Linked DNA regions of Homo sapiens: region 2 is linked to region 1. A link is a contact called in ENCODE Hi-C or POLR2A ChIA-PET data. All regions are on one chromosome and are shown on one strand. The core of a region is the stretch at or near the end of the contact, and the rest is flanking DNA. Distances in the headings are between cores, read along the strand shown. Region 1 overlaps PLEKHA5 (pleckstrin homology domain containing A5). Region 2 has its middle 31 kb from the start of AEBP2.

The links. A loop is a pair of places that touch in the nucleus more often than their neighbours do. ChIA-PET counts read pairs that join two places held with the same protein, here RNA polymerase II (POLR2A). Pooled maps may share reads with other maps.
Region 2: a loop to region 1 is called in a map of ascending aorta, with 4 times the contacts of the local background. The contact joins two enhancer-like sites. A Hi-C loop is called at or near these places in 4 of 168 maps with a recorded cell type or tissue (aorta, ascending aorta, endothelial cell of hepatic sinusoid and 1 more) and 3 of 50 pooled maps. POLR2A ChIA-PET finds 5 or more read pairs at or near these places in 10 of 52 experiments (GM12878, H1, MCF 10A and 6 more).

Annotation. Positions count from the first base shown.
Region 1 is chr12:19,366,422-19,372,849 of GRCh38, reverse strand. PLEKHA5 (pleckstrin homology domain containing A5) reads right to left here. Exons shown (of 32, transcript NM_001256470.2): 31 at 3,052-3,157. The coding sequence ends at 3,063. Among named protein-coding and RNA genes, the nearest start is that of AEBP2, 70 kb to the left of the region's middle. Within about 2 kb of position 3,074, at least 4 of the 41 ENCODE cell types and tissues checked have a DNase peak (open chromatin) inside an H3K27ac peak, as active enhancers do; they include ascending aorta, where a contact is called at or near this core.
Region 2 is chr12:19,404,944-19,411,852 of GRCh38, reverse strand. It overlaps a transcript of AEBP2 not described here. Among named protein-coding and RNA genes, the nearest start is that of AEBP2, 31 kb to the left of the region's middle. RefSeq lists enhancers at 392-1,284, 3,321-3,821. Within about 2 kb of position 2,233, at least 3 of the 41 ENCODE cell types and tissues checked have a DNase peak (open chromatin) inside an H3K27ac peak, as active enhancers do; they include ascending aorta, where a contact is called at or near this core.

The DNA.
Region 1 (6,428 bases), core at 1,825-4,324:
AGGCTCCAAGATCTCACCATTGCACTCCAGTGTGGGTGACAGGGTGAGACCTGGTCTCAACAAAAAAAAAAAAAAGAAAAAAGAAAAAAGAAAAAAGGCTTAAACACAAGTGACAAAGGCAGAACACAGGTAAGACTATCACAGTTAGGTTATTTGTAACTCTCCAGCAAGCACTTCAGTCCTGCACAGATACCAACTGACAAAAACAGAAGCCTCTTTGAGGTTCCAGGTAGACATAATCTCAAATAAAAGTTACAAATATGAAAAGACAACAAAATACTTTGGGCTGAAAAAAAGGGCACAGATTATAGTTCCTACAATAAGGTGTGAAAGGAAGTAGATTCCAGAAAACAGGATGGGAGGAAATATTTGCAAACTATGCATCCAACAAAGGACTAATATCCAGAATCTGGAAGGAACTCAAAACAAATCAGCAAGAAAAAAAAAACAAAAACAAATAATCCCATCAAAAAGTGGGCAAATGACGCGAATAGGCATTTCTCAAAAGAAGGTACACAACAATGAGATGCCTCCTTATTCCTGCAAGAATGGCCATAATTGGCCGGGTGCAGTGGGTCACGCCAGCACTTTGGGAGGCCGAGGTGGGCGGATCATGAGGTCAAGAGATCGAGACCATACTGGCCAACATGGTGAAACCCCATCTCTACTAAAAATTCAAAAATTAGCTGGGTGTGGTGGCACACGCCTGTAGTCCCAGCTACGGGGGAGGCTGAGGCAGGAGAATCACTTGAACCCTGGAGGAGGAGGTTGCAGTGAGCCAAGATCACGCCACTGCACTCCAGCCTGCTGACAGAGCGAGACTCCATCTCAAAAACAAAAAAAAAGAATGGCCATAATTTAAAAGTCAAAAAACAACAGATGTTGGTATGGATGTGGTGAGAAGAAAACACTTTTACACTGCTGGTGGGAATGTAAACTAGTACAACCACTACGGAAAACAGTGTGGAGATTCCTTAAAGAACTAAAAGTAGATCCAGCATTTGATCCAGCAATCCCACTACTGAGTATCGACCCAAAAGAAAACAAGTCATTACATAAAAAAGATACATGCACATGCATGTTTATAGCAGCACAATTTGCAACTCCAAGGGTATGGAACCAACCTAAGAGTCCACCAACCAAGGAGTGGATAAAGAAAATGTGGTTTATATACACCATGGAATACTACTCAGCAATAAAAAGGAACAAAATAATGTATTTTGCAGCAACTTGGATGGAGCTGGAGGCCATTATTCTAAGTAAAGTAACTCAGGAAAGGAAAACCAAATATCATATGTTCTCACTTATAAGTTGGAGCTACACTATGGGTATGCAAAGGCATACAGTGTGGTATAATGGACTTTGGAGACTCAGAAGGGAGAGGGTGGAAGGTCGGTGAAGGATTGGGTACAACATACACTACTCGGGTAATGGGTGCACTAAAATCTCAGACTTCACCACTATACAATTCTTCCATGTAACCCAAAACCACTTGTACCCAAAGCTAGTGAAATTTAAAAAATGCTTGAAAAGGAAGAAAAAAGGCTGGGTGTGGTGGCTCACACCTGTAATCTCAGCACTTTGGGAGGCTGAGGCGGACAGATCACTTGAGCTCAGGAGCTTGAGATCAGCCTGGGCAACATGGTGAAAACTCCATCTCTGCAAAACAATTAGCCTGGCATGGTGGCATACACCTGTAGTCCCAGCTACTCAGGGGGCTGAGGTGGGAGGATTGCTTGAGCCTGGGAGGTCAGCCTTCAGTGAGCCATTGAGCCATGATCTTGCACCACTGCACTCCAGCCTGGGTGACAGAGTAAGACCTTGCCTCGAAAAAAAAAAAAAAAGGAGAGAAAATAAAAGAAATATTTTGAGAATGTGAAAATCAAAGAGGCTAGGCACAGTGGCTCATGCAGTGGGAGGGTAGCTTGAATTCAGGAGTTTGAGACCAGCGTGGACAACTTAGTAAGACTGTCTCTATAAGAAAATCGAAATATCAGCCGAGTGTGGTGGCGTGCACTTGTGATCCCAGCTACTTGTGAGGCTGAGGCAGGACGACTGCTTGAGCCCAGGAGGTCAAGGCTGCAGTGAGCTGTGATTATGCCACTACACTCCAGCATGGGGGACATCTCTGAAAAAAGAAATAACATAAAAAAAACAAGAAAATAAAAAAACAAAAAGATGTTAGTACTAATGCTTATAATGTCTCTATATGTTTCTGCTGCTGTTCAGCAGAAAATGGTGGTAATCCTAAAGCACCAAACTTACTAGATATGGTAGATGCTGTGAGAAAGAAAATGCAGAAAAAGGCATAACATTCTTACTCTACACCAGAGCTTTTATAAAAAGTTAAAAAACTTTTAGAGTACGCTATAAGTACTAAATTCTAGGTTAAAATTAGCAATTGTCTAGAAAGTTTAAAAGTAAGAATTCAGGAAACTATTCTCAATTATAAATCTGTGCTCTAAGGAACATTGTTCAAGAAAGGATTCCTTCTTCTCCCTGATACCATCCATGGTTTTAGTAATTACCTCCCTGACTTAATAGAATTCAATTACTTAGAAATAATATCAGATAGACATTAAAGATTTTAATATTCCATCAAGTTGGCTGTACCATAAACATTTCATTGTCATTTACAATAATTAGCAAACTCCCAGTGGGCAGACATGTCACCCTAACTGTAAAAAGCATTACATAGTCAACGTGTAATGACTTAAACAAAATTCTCAGGTCGCTATGGAAAGGAACATTAAGTAGAAGCACAGCTGCACAACACTGCAAGTCTTGGCACAGGCCATACCCTCCAAATTTTGTTGTTTTTCTGGATGATGAAATAAGAGACAAAGAAAATGCTGTCACACAGCAAATCATCAGAGGAGCCAATGTTAGCAATCTGTTACCAACCCTGGTTCCAAGATATGCCTACTTGTTCTGCCAACTATCCCTATGTACAGTCCAGAACTAATCCCAGTTTTGATTCACTAAACCAACAGATAAGTCATAAAATTCAAGTAAAAAACTAAAGCACAAATGCAAAGGGAAATGACGTACTTCTTCTAAGACTACACACACATGAAATGTGATCCTTCTGTGAGCTGCGGCTGAGTGGATGGAACTGGCGATGCCGAGGACTCAGGAGATGGGGACAGACTTTTCACTAAAACACACAAAGAAAATGGGAGAAGATAAAAATCTTTAAGACACATTTGGAGAAGTAAATCCTGATGCTGTAATCCCACAAAAATTAGAACATGTTTTGAGAAGGAAGTAATAGATACATTTGGTTCTATTGTGATTTTTTCTTTTTAAATAATTAAAAACAAATTTTTATTAATTGAGATGGGGTCTCACCATGTTGACCAGGCTGGTCTTGAACTCCTGGCATCATGCAATCCTCCCATCTTGGTCTCCCGAAGTGTTGGGATTATGTGCCCAGCCTGTTATTTTCTAATTTGCAATCTAATTATTCAGTATAAAATATTTCCTGACAACTACTTAAAAATTTTTTTTTTTTTGGCTGGGCGTGGTGGCTCATGTCTGTAATCCCACCACTTTGGGAGGCCGAGGCAGGCGGATCATTTGAGGTCAGGAGTTCGAGACCAGCCAGGCCAACATGGTGAAACCCCGACTCTACTAAAAATACAAAAATTAGTCAGACATGGTAGCTCGTGCCTGTAGTCCTAGCTACTTAGGAGGCCGGGGTAGGAGAAATGCTTGAACCCAAGAGCCAGAGGCTGCAATGAGCTGAGATTGTACCACTGTACTCTAGCCTGGGCAAGAGAGCAAGACTTTGTCTCAAACAACAACAACAACAACAAAAAACAAACAAACAAAAAAAATACTTTACATTTTTTTTTTCTGCTTTGAGGTTAATTTTCTGTTGGAACTTTTTTTAGTTCTATGCAGCTAAATACTATGGATGATTTAAATGTTGTGGTTTTAATACTATCATAACACTTTGATCCAGACCTGCTGCATAATAACCAAAACTGGCCAGTGACAATTTTTTTTTTAACAAGTGAGACCTCCTGTGCACACTACCTTATTCATTTATTTAGAGACAGAATTTCGCTCTTTGTTGCCCAGGCTGGAGTGCAGTGGCGTGATCTCGGCTCATCACAACCTCTGCCTCCCAAGTTCAAGCGATTCTCCTGCCTCAGCCTCCTGAGTAGCTGGGATTACAGGCATGGCCACCATGCCTGGCTAATTTTGTATTTTTAGTAGAGACGGGGTTTCTCCATGTTGGTCAGGCTGGTCTCGAACTCCAAACCTCAGGTGATCCACCTGCCTCAGTCTCCCAAAGTGCTGGGATTATAGGCGTGAGCCACTGTGCCTGGCTATTTATTTATTTTTTGAGACAGGGTCTTGCTCTGTTGCTCAGGCTGGAAAGCAGTAATGCAGTCACACAGCTCATTGTAGCCTCAACCTCCTGGGCTCAGGTGATCCTCCTACCTCAGCCTCCTGAGAAGCTGGGTCTATAGTGCCATCCCATCCGGCTAATTTTTTAAAAGCATTATTTTTAGTAGAAACGTTGTCTTGTTACATTGCCTAGGCTGGTCTTGAACTCCTGAGCTCAAGCAATACTCCTGCCTTGGCTTCCGAAAGTGCTGAGATTATAGGCGTGAGCCACTGCACCCAGCTCATACTGCCTTGTAAGTGACAGAGGCAAAGGAAAAGGCAGTGCTTAGTATTTGTTACAAGGGAACATGACTGGTAATATAAATTTATAATTTATTTTAAATAAGTAAATTAAATAAAGTTTATTTTATTTAAATTTATAACATACACGTTATATTTATATAAGATACGGAAGATGTTCTGCCCAGAACCCCATGCTTTTCCTAAGAAGAATGGTCCTGAATACTTGAATTTCATTGTTTCTTACTCTTCTGCAAAAGGGCAGGAGTGGTGGCGGGGTTTTGTAGGAATGGTTTTTTACTTATGGACTACAAGAAGCAAAGCTGGGCCGGGCGCAGTGGCTCATGCCTATAATCCCAGCACTTTGGGAGGCCGAGGCGGGCGGATCACGAGGCCAGGAGATTGAGACCAACCTGGCTAACAGTGAAACCCTATCTCTACTAAAAAAAAAAAAAATACAAAAAATTAGCCAGGCGTGGTGACGGACACCTACAGTCCCAGCTACTCAGGAGGCTGAGGCAGAAGAATGGCATGAACCCAGGAGGCGGAGCTTGCAGTGAGTGGAGATCGCGCCACTGCACTCCAGCCTGGGCAACAGAGCAAGACTCCATCTCAAAAATAAAATAAAATAAAATAAAATAAAAAAGAAGCAAAGCTGGCTGGGCATGGTGGCTCACGCCTGTAATCCTAGCACTTTGGGAAGCTGAGGTGGGTGGATCACCTGAGGTCAGGAGTTCAAGACCAGCCTGGCCAACATGGCGAGACCCTGCCTCTACAAAAATACAAAAATTAGCTGGGCGTGGTGGTGGGCACCTATAATCCCAGCTACTTGGGAGGCTGAGGCAGGAGAATCGCTTGAACCTGGGAGGTGGAGATTGCAGTGAGCTGAGATCACGCCACATCACTCCAGCCTGGGTGAAAGAGCTTCAAAAAAAAAAAAAAAAAAAAAAAAAGAAGAAGCAAAGCGATAATATGCACTAATTCCCATCCCTGTTCCCAAAAAATCATAAAGAAAAAGAGTAAAAGGGCCGGGCATGGTGGCTTATGCCTGTAATCCCAGCACTTTGGGAGGTTGAGGCGCGCTGATCACTGGAGGTCAGGAGTTCCAGACCAGCCTGGCCAACATAGTAACCCCCATCTGTACTACAAATACAAAAAATTAGCCGGGTGTGGTGGCACACACCTGTAGTCCCAGCTACTAGGGAGGCAGAGGTTGCAGTGAGCCAAGATAGCGCCACTGCACTCCAGCGCTGGCAACAGAGGGAGTACTCTGCCTCCAGGAAAAAAAAAGAAAAGATTTGTGAAGAGTCCAAAAAATATGAGAGAATAGAGCACAGAACAACTTGTTTTTTTTAAAATGCCATGGATAATAATTTTCTACAATTGAAGGAACAGCCAGGTATGGATTATAGCAATGCTGGAGTAAACAAACCCATTCTATTAGTTTAGATATTAAATCCTCCACAGTTCCCAATGTGGCAGGCTTGTGAATACTCTGAGAATCTAGCCCTGAGAACAGATAGATTTTCCAAGTACTGAAAGATTTTCTTTTCTTTTCTGAGAAGGAGTCTCGCTCTGTCACCCAGGCTGGAGTGCAGTGGCACGATCTCGGCTCACTGCAACCTCCGCCTCTGGGGTTCAAGCAATTCTCTGCCTCAGCCTCCTGAGTAGCTGGGATTGGAGGTGGCTGCCACCATGCCCGGCTAATTTTTTGTATTTTTAGTAGAGACGGGGTTTCACTATCTTGGCCAGGCTGGTCTTGAACCCCTGACCTCGTGGTCCACCTGCCT
Region 2 (6,909 bases), core at 984-3,483, 40 kb before region 1:
ATAATTTTTAGAGTTATTATGAGGAGTAAACGAGTCAATCTATGTCAAGTGTTTTCTTTCTGTCTTATAGTTGCTGCTCATTAAATGCTAGTTTCCCTGGAAGAGCTTAATAGAAATGTGAATGAATGTGTTTCCTTCGGGCGATGTTCCAGCACTGTAGAGGTCTTAGATGTGCCAGAACCTGAGAGAAGAATAATCATAGTAATAATAACAAGTATGTATTATAAGTCTTTACTTGTGCCAGGCACTGTTCTGAGAACTTTACATGGATTAACTCATTTAATCCTCCCAACTCTAAGAAGCAGGAATTTGTAAAATCCCCTTTTAGAGATGCAAAAAGGCCCTGGCCAAAATGTCCTGGGGCTCCTCTGGCTCAGTAAGAGCTAAGAACCAAAGACAGAAGAGGAAATTCTCTCTGCATTTTCAGTCTGTGTGGCTCTCTGGCAAGGCTGGGTCTCCCCATCAGGGCACGGGATGTGGTAGAGGAGGTTCCCAGGCTGAAACAGTGAGCTACATCCTCCCTCTGGACCAAGCTTCCTTTAATATTGCGAATTAGTAAATCAGCTGGATAGTTGTTCTAACACTCCAGCTAAGAGTGAACAAGGATTATAGATGAGAATAGGCTAATTTGTTTGTTTTACAGAGTTAAATAATTTCAGGAGATCCACTCTCAAATTGTAGTCCAAGCTTCCAAGTGACTTTTGCTAATAGCTTTGCCTTTTCTTTAGTTTATGTCAGTAAAATGGGTGTTGTTCCACATCTGTTAACATCCCTATAAGCTTTCAGTGAATGTTTTTTTTTGCCGTGACCGCCTCACAGCCAGTGAACTTAATCATTGCTGACATCAGCAATTTCTCTGCCATTGATATGGAAGTTAAGTTTAGTTTAAGTAAAATTAGTTTACCCAAAACCAATTACGCATTTTAGCACCTGCAATGCAAGTTAAGCCGTCCCTCCTTCCTCAAACACAGCTATTTACATTTATTAGCACTTCACTGACAGGTCTCTTCAAGCTCAAGCATTAAACGGTCTTACAAATGTTTCCTGCTCCCGAATTCTTAGATACTGAGATCCGCATGGGCTGAAACCATCCTGATTATTTCCAGAAGCCTGGGAAACAGGTCCTAGATAGTCATAATTTAGTATTTTAATTTACTCAACAAATAATTACTGAACACCTACTATGTACCAGGATTTTGTAGGGTCTCTGGTAAAGAATACAAAAATCTTTTGGTTGGGGAAGGGGGTAGATGAAGGTCACGAAACAGGGGAGAAGCAGTTCCTAGAGGCACAAGGAAGCTAGGGAGAGCGCAGGGTATTCGAATTGGCTGTCTCAGCTAGAGAAAACATCTATAAAGGGCCAGACGCAATGCAGGTTCTGTCTCAAATATTTGAATCTCTTCCATCTACACCATTTGGCAGACAGGAAGTCCCTACTCTCTGTGGATTTACTAATGGGAGAGACAAACCTCTGATGTAATGAAGTGGCAGGAGGTGTGTTTACTCCAGCTTCCCTTGAAGGGAAAGAATAGTGGCAGAAAGTTCTTCGGTGAACCCCAGGGTACACATATAAGAGTGGGAGCACGTGCTGGTTTGCAGTTTTTGTTAAATCCAACTGGCTCCAGCTCTGTCAGATAAGAGTAAATTAATTCATTTATACTCCACAACCATAGCGGGGGATGAGAAAAAGGAGGTTGAGCAGTGAAGATTAGGGCGCTGGCCCTATCTTAGAGTGAGAGAGGGTCTAATTTCTTGAGAGAGAAGCCCTACATGTTCTGTTTTCTTGCCCTGGTCTGCTCCATTTTTGCACTTTTATAACTACTACACAAAAAAGCTATGGGTTGAAATCAGGTCCCTGGAGCATTTTTAGCTACCAGTCAATCTAGGGAAACTCTAGCTTTTGGAAGGTTAAATCAGACTATGATTCAGAGAGTTTGCATTTTAAGGAGAAGCAATGTAATTATTGCTCAGAAGAAAGTTTTAATGCAGTCCCAAGGTAATTAAGTACAAAGCCTAAATTAGATGCTGTACTTACTAAATTGACTTTCTATAACTTAGAAAAGAAGATTCCTAGGCAAAGCCCACGACATTATAATGAAAAAAGCCTTCCACTAAGCTGGTCTGATTGACTTGGTCAAATGGTATATAAATTAAATCCATCTGAAGAATCTGATCTCCAAATGGGATTTTCATTTCCATAAGACTGCAGTTTAAAAATGTATGTGAAGTAAGAAAGTAAGACTAAAATCATTTCCCCCCACGGCTGGTGAACTTGGCAGTCCACGTGGAAAATGAGCCAGCTCTTCCCTTGCTGAACAAATCCATTCAAAGTGATTTCACAGTTTTCCTTCCTTATCCTGTGGAATGTGGAAGCCATTTTCCAGTGAGTTAAAAAAATATGATTCTGAGGTTTTAACCCTTTGGGACAAGATATTCATTCTCTCTTTTTTTATTTTTCCAAGGGTATGTAGGATAATGCAATAGGGATTTTTTTTTTTTTTTAGCACAAATGCTGAAGGCAGAAAGTTGATTCAACCTTATTTAATTAGGACCCAAAGGGAATAGTTATGCCTAATATAATGCGAAGTTCTGTAATTGAACTAATATGATTTTGCAGCCACCTCTCAGGGCAACACTAACGCAAGTAGATTAAATGATGCAGGAAAAACTTTTTTGTTTTGGTGTTGCAAAATTAAATAAACTAATTAAAAATCACTAGTTGAAGGCTGCAAGCTTTTGTAGTCAAGTTGGGTTCTTTTGGGGGTACCTGACTTCCTTTGCCCAATTTTTCCCCGATTCTATGCCAAACTCTATGCCAGGTAAAAAAGATAGATATGTGTTTGCTTATATTTACATAAAATATATCTTCCGGAAAAGAAACAAAAAAAAATTTTTTTTGCTGTTTTGCTTTATTTATTTTTACTTTATTTATTTATTTATTTATTTATTTGAGACAGAGTCTCACTCTGTCACCCATGCTGGAGTGCAGTAGCGAGATCTCGGGTCACTGCAACCTCTGCCTCCCGGGTTCAAGCGATTCTCCTACCTCAGCCTCCTGAGCAGCTGGAATTACAGGTGTGCGCCACCATGCCCAGCTAATTTTTTGCATTTTTTTAGTAGAGACGGGGTTTCACCACGTTGGTTAGGCTGCTCTTGAACTCCTGACCTCGTGATCCACCTGCCTCGGCCTCCCAAAGTGCTGGGATTTTAGGTGTGAGTCACCGCGCCCGGCCTTGCATTTTTGAAATAGGCGATTCATTCACATTAAATCCAGAAAGTGTATACGAGAAAACGCTTTCTTTTTTTTTTTTTTTCTTGCTCTGTGGCCCAGGCTGGAGCGCAGTGGTGCAATCTCGGCTCACCGCAACTTCCACCTCCTGGGTTCAAGCGATTCTCCTGTCTCAGCCTCCCAAGTAACTATGCACCACCATGCTCAGCTAATTTTTTGTTGTATTTATAGTAGAGACAGAGTTTCACCATGTTGGCCAGGCTGGTCTCGAACTCCTGACCTCAGGTGATCCGTCCACCTCGGCCTCCCATAGTGCTGGGATTACAGGCATGAGCCAGCACACCCGGCCAAGAAAAGTCTTTCTACTTCTGCCTCCCAACTGCCCAGTTTCCCTTTCCAAAACAACTAATATTCTAATTTGGTTTTGTATTTTTGTTATGGTGAGATATTTTATGTATACTTAAGTAGCTACACATACGTATTCTCTAAGTCCCAAACTTAATCCTTACAAAAAGAACAGCATAGCTTAACAGAAACATCTTCCTTACATTTTAAACTTTTTTTTTTTTTTTGAGACAGAGTTTCACTCTTGTTGCCCAGGCTGGAGTGCAATGGCGCAATCTCAGCTCACTATAACCTCCGCCTCCGGGGTTCAAGCAATTCTTCTGCCTCAGACTCCTGAGTAGCTGGGATTACAGGCATGCACCACCTAGCCGGGATAAGTTTTTTGTATTTTCAGTAGAGACGGAGTTTCTCCATGTTGGTCAGGCTGGTCTCGAACTCCCAACCTCAGGTGACCCGCCCGCCTCGGCCTCCCAAAGTACTGGGATTACAGGAGTAAGCCACCACGTCCAGCCATTTTTAACTTTTTTAAGCAATAGGCTCGGCTGGGCTCAGTGGCTCACACCTGTAATCCCAGCACTTTGGGAGGCCAAGACAGAAGGATTGCTTGAGCCCAGGAGTTCAGGACCAGCCTGGGCAACATAGTAAGACCCTGTCTCTAAAAAGAAAAAAGAGATGGAGGCTGGGCGTAGTGGCTCACGCCTGTAATACCAGCACTTTGGGAGGCCAAGGCAGTCAGATCATGAGGTCAGGAGTTCAAGACCTGCCTGGCCAACATGGTGAAACCCCGTCTCTACTAAAAATACAGAAATTAACTGGGCATGGTGGCGTGCGCCTGTAATCCCAGCTACTTGGGAGGCTGAGGCAGGAGAATTGCTTGAGCTGGGACCTGGGAGGTGGAGGTTGCAGTGAGCCAAGATTGCGCCCGGGCTACAGACCCAGACTCCATCTCAAAAGAAAAAAAAAAGAAAAAAGAAAAAAGAGATGGGGTCTTTCTGTGTCACCCGAGCTGAAGTGCAGCGGTACCAATAGCTTACTGCAACCTTGCGTTGAACTTCTGGGCTCAAATAATCTTCCCACCTTAGCCTCCGGAGTAGCTGGGACTACAGGTGTGCACCATGCCAGGCTAATTCTTTTTTGTTGTTAGAGATGGGGTTTCGCTATGTTGTTCATAATGTTCTCAAATTATTGGGCTTGAGTAATCTTCCTGTCTCAGCCTCCTGAGTAGCCGAGATTACAAGTGTGAGACACCATGCCCAATCTTTACATTTTTTTAAACGTAAAAAATTTCTTTGACAGAGGAGCAAAGGTAATACAATAGAGAAAAGATAGTCTTTTCAACAAATGTTGTTGAACAACTGGACATCCACATGCAAAATATGAAACTAGACAGACCTTACATCCTTCACAAAAATTAGTTCAAAATGGATCACAGACCTAAATGTAAAACGCAAAACTATAAAGCTCACAGAAGATAACATAGGAGAAAATCCAGATGATCTTGAATTTGGTGATCACTTTTTAGATAGAACACCAAAGGCAAGATCCGTGAGAGAAATAATTGATAAAATAGACCTCAGTAAAATTTTTTTTTTTTTTTGAGACAGAGTTTCGCTCTTGCTGCCCAGGCTGGAGTGCAATGGCGCAATCTCAGCTCACTGCAACCTCCGCCTCCTGGGTTCAAGCGAATTCTCCTGTCTCAGCCTCCAGAGTAAGCTGGGATTACAGGTGCATGCCACCACGTTCGGCTATTTTCTGTATTTTTAGTAGAGACGGGGTTTCATCATATTGGTCAGGCTGATCTCGAACTCCTGACCTCAGGTAATCCACCCACCTGGGCCTCCCAAAGTGTGCGTCTATTTATCTGAAGATTGTTAGTGCAGTTAAACTATTTTGTATGATAATATAATCATGATGCATGTCATTATACATTTTTGTAAACCCACAGAATGTATGATGCCAAGAGTGAGCCCTAATGTAAACTATGGACTTTGGGTGATAATGATGTATCAATGTAGGCTGGGTGTGGTGGCTCATGCCTATAATCCCAGCACTTTGGGAGCCCTAGGCAGTGGATCACTTGAGGTCAGAAGTTCGAGACTAGCCTGGCCAATATGGTGAAACCCCATCTCTACTAAAAATGCAAAAATTAGCCAGGCGTGGTGGCAGGCTCCTGTAATCCCAGCTACTTGGGAGGCTAAAGCAGGAGAGTCCTTTGACTCGGGAGGCAGAGGTTGCAGTGAGCCAAGATTGCACCACTGCACTCCAGCCTGGAGTGAGACTCCGTCTCAAAAAAGAAAAAAAAAAAAAAAACTGGCCAGGCATGGTGGTGCACATCTGTAGTCCCAGCTACTCCGGAGGCTGACACAGGAGAATCACTTGAACTCGGGAGGTGGAGGTTGCAGTGAGCTGAGATGGCCCACTGTACTCCAGCCTGGGGACACAGACTCCATCTCAAAAAAAAAGATAAAGTATCAATGTAGGTTTATAGGTTCATTGATTTTAATAAATGTATCCTCTGGTGAGGGATGTTCATAATGGGGGTGTGAGACGAAGCAGGAACCCCTGTTAGGGGCCTGCCAGTCCTCCCACCTCTCTACCATCCTGCCACAAGCATGAAAATAGAGGAAAATCTTGAATTTCTTTAAGAACAAATCCAGCCGGGCGCAGTGGATCACGCCTGTAATCCCAGGACTTTGGGAGGGTGAGGTGGGCGGATCACGAGGTCAAGAGATGGAGACCATCCTGACCAACATGGTGAAACCCTGTCTGTACTAAAAATACAAAAATTAGCTGGGTATGGTGGTACATGCCTGTCAGTCCCAGCTACTCAGGAGGCTGAGGCAGGAGAATTGCTTGAAATCGGAGTCAGAGGTTGCAGTGAGCCGAGATCGCGCCACTGCACTCCAGCCTGGCGACAGAGCGAGACTCCGTCTCAAAAAAAAAAATAAGTAAATAAAATAAAAATAACAATTCCAGATACCTAGCTAGTGCTGAGAAGTAAATAAGCAATTTGATAAGCAAGAAGGTAATAGTAGCCTAAAACGATAGCCAACTGGGCGAGGTGGCTCACGCCTGTAACCCCAGCACTTTGGGAGGACGAGTCGGACAGATCACTTGAGTTCCAGAACAGCCTTGGCAACATGGTGAAACCCCATCTCTACTAAAAAGGCAAAAAATTAGCTGGGCGTGGTGGGGCATGCCTGTAGTCCCAGCTACTCAGGAGGCTTGAGGCAGGAGAATCACTTGAACCCTGGAGGCAGAGGTTGCAGTGAGTCCAGATCTCGCCACTGCACTCCAGCCTGGGCAACACAGTGAGACCTTGTCTGAAAAAAAAA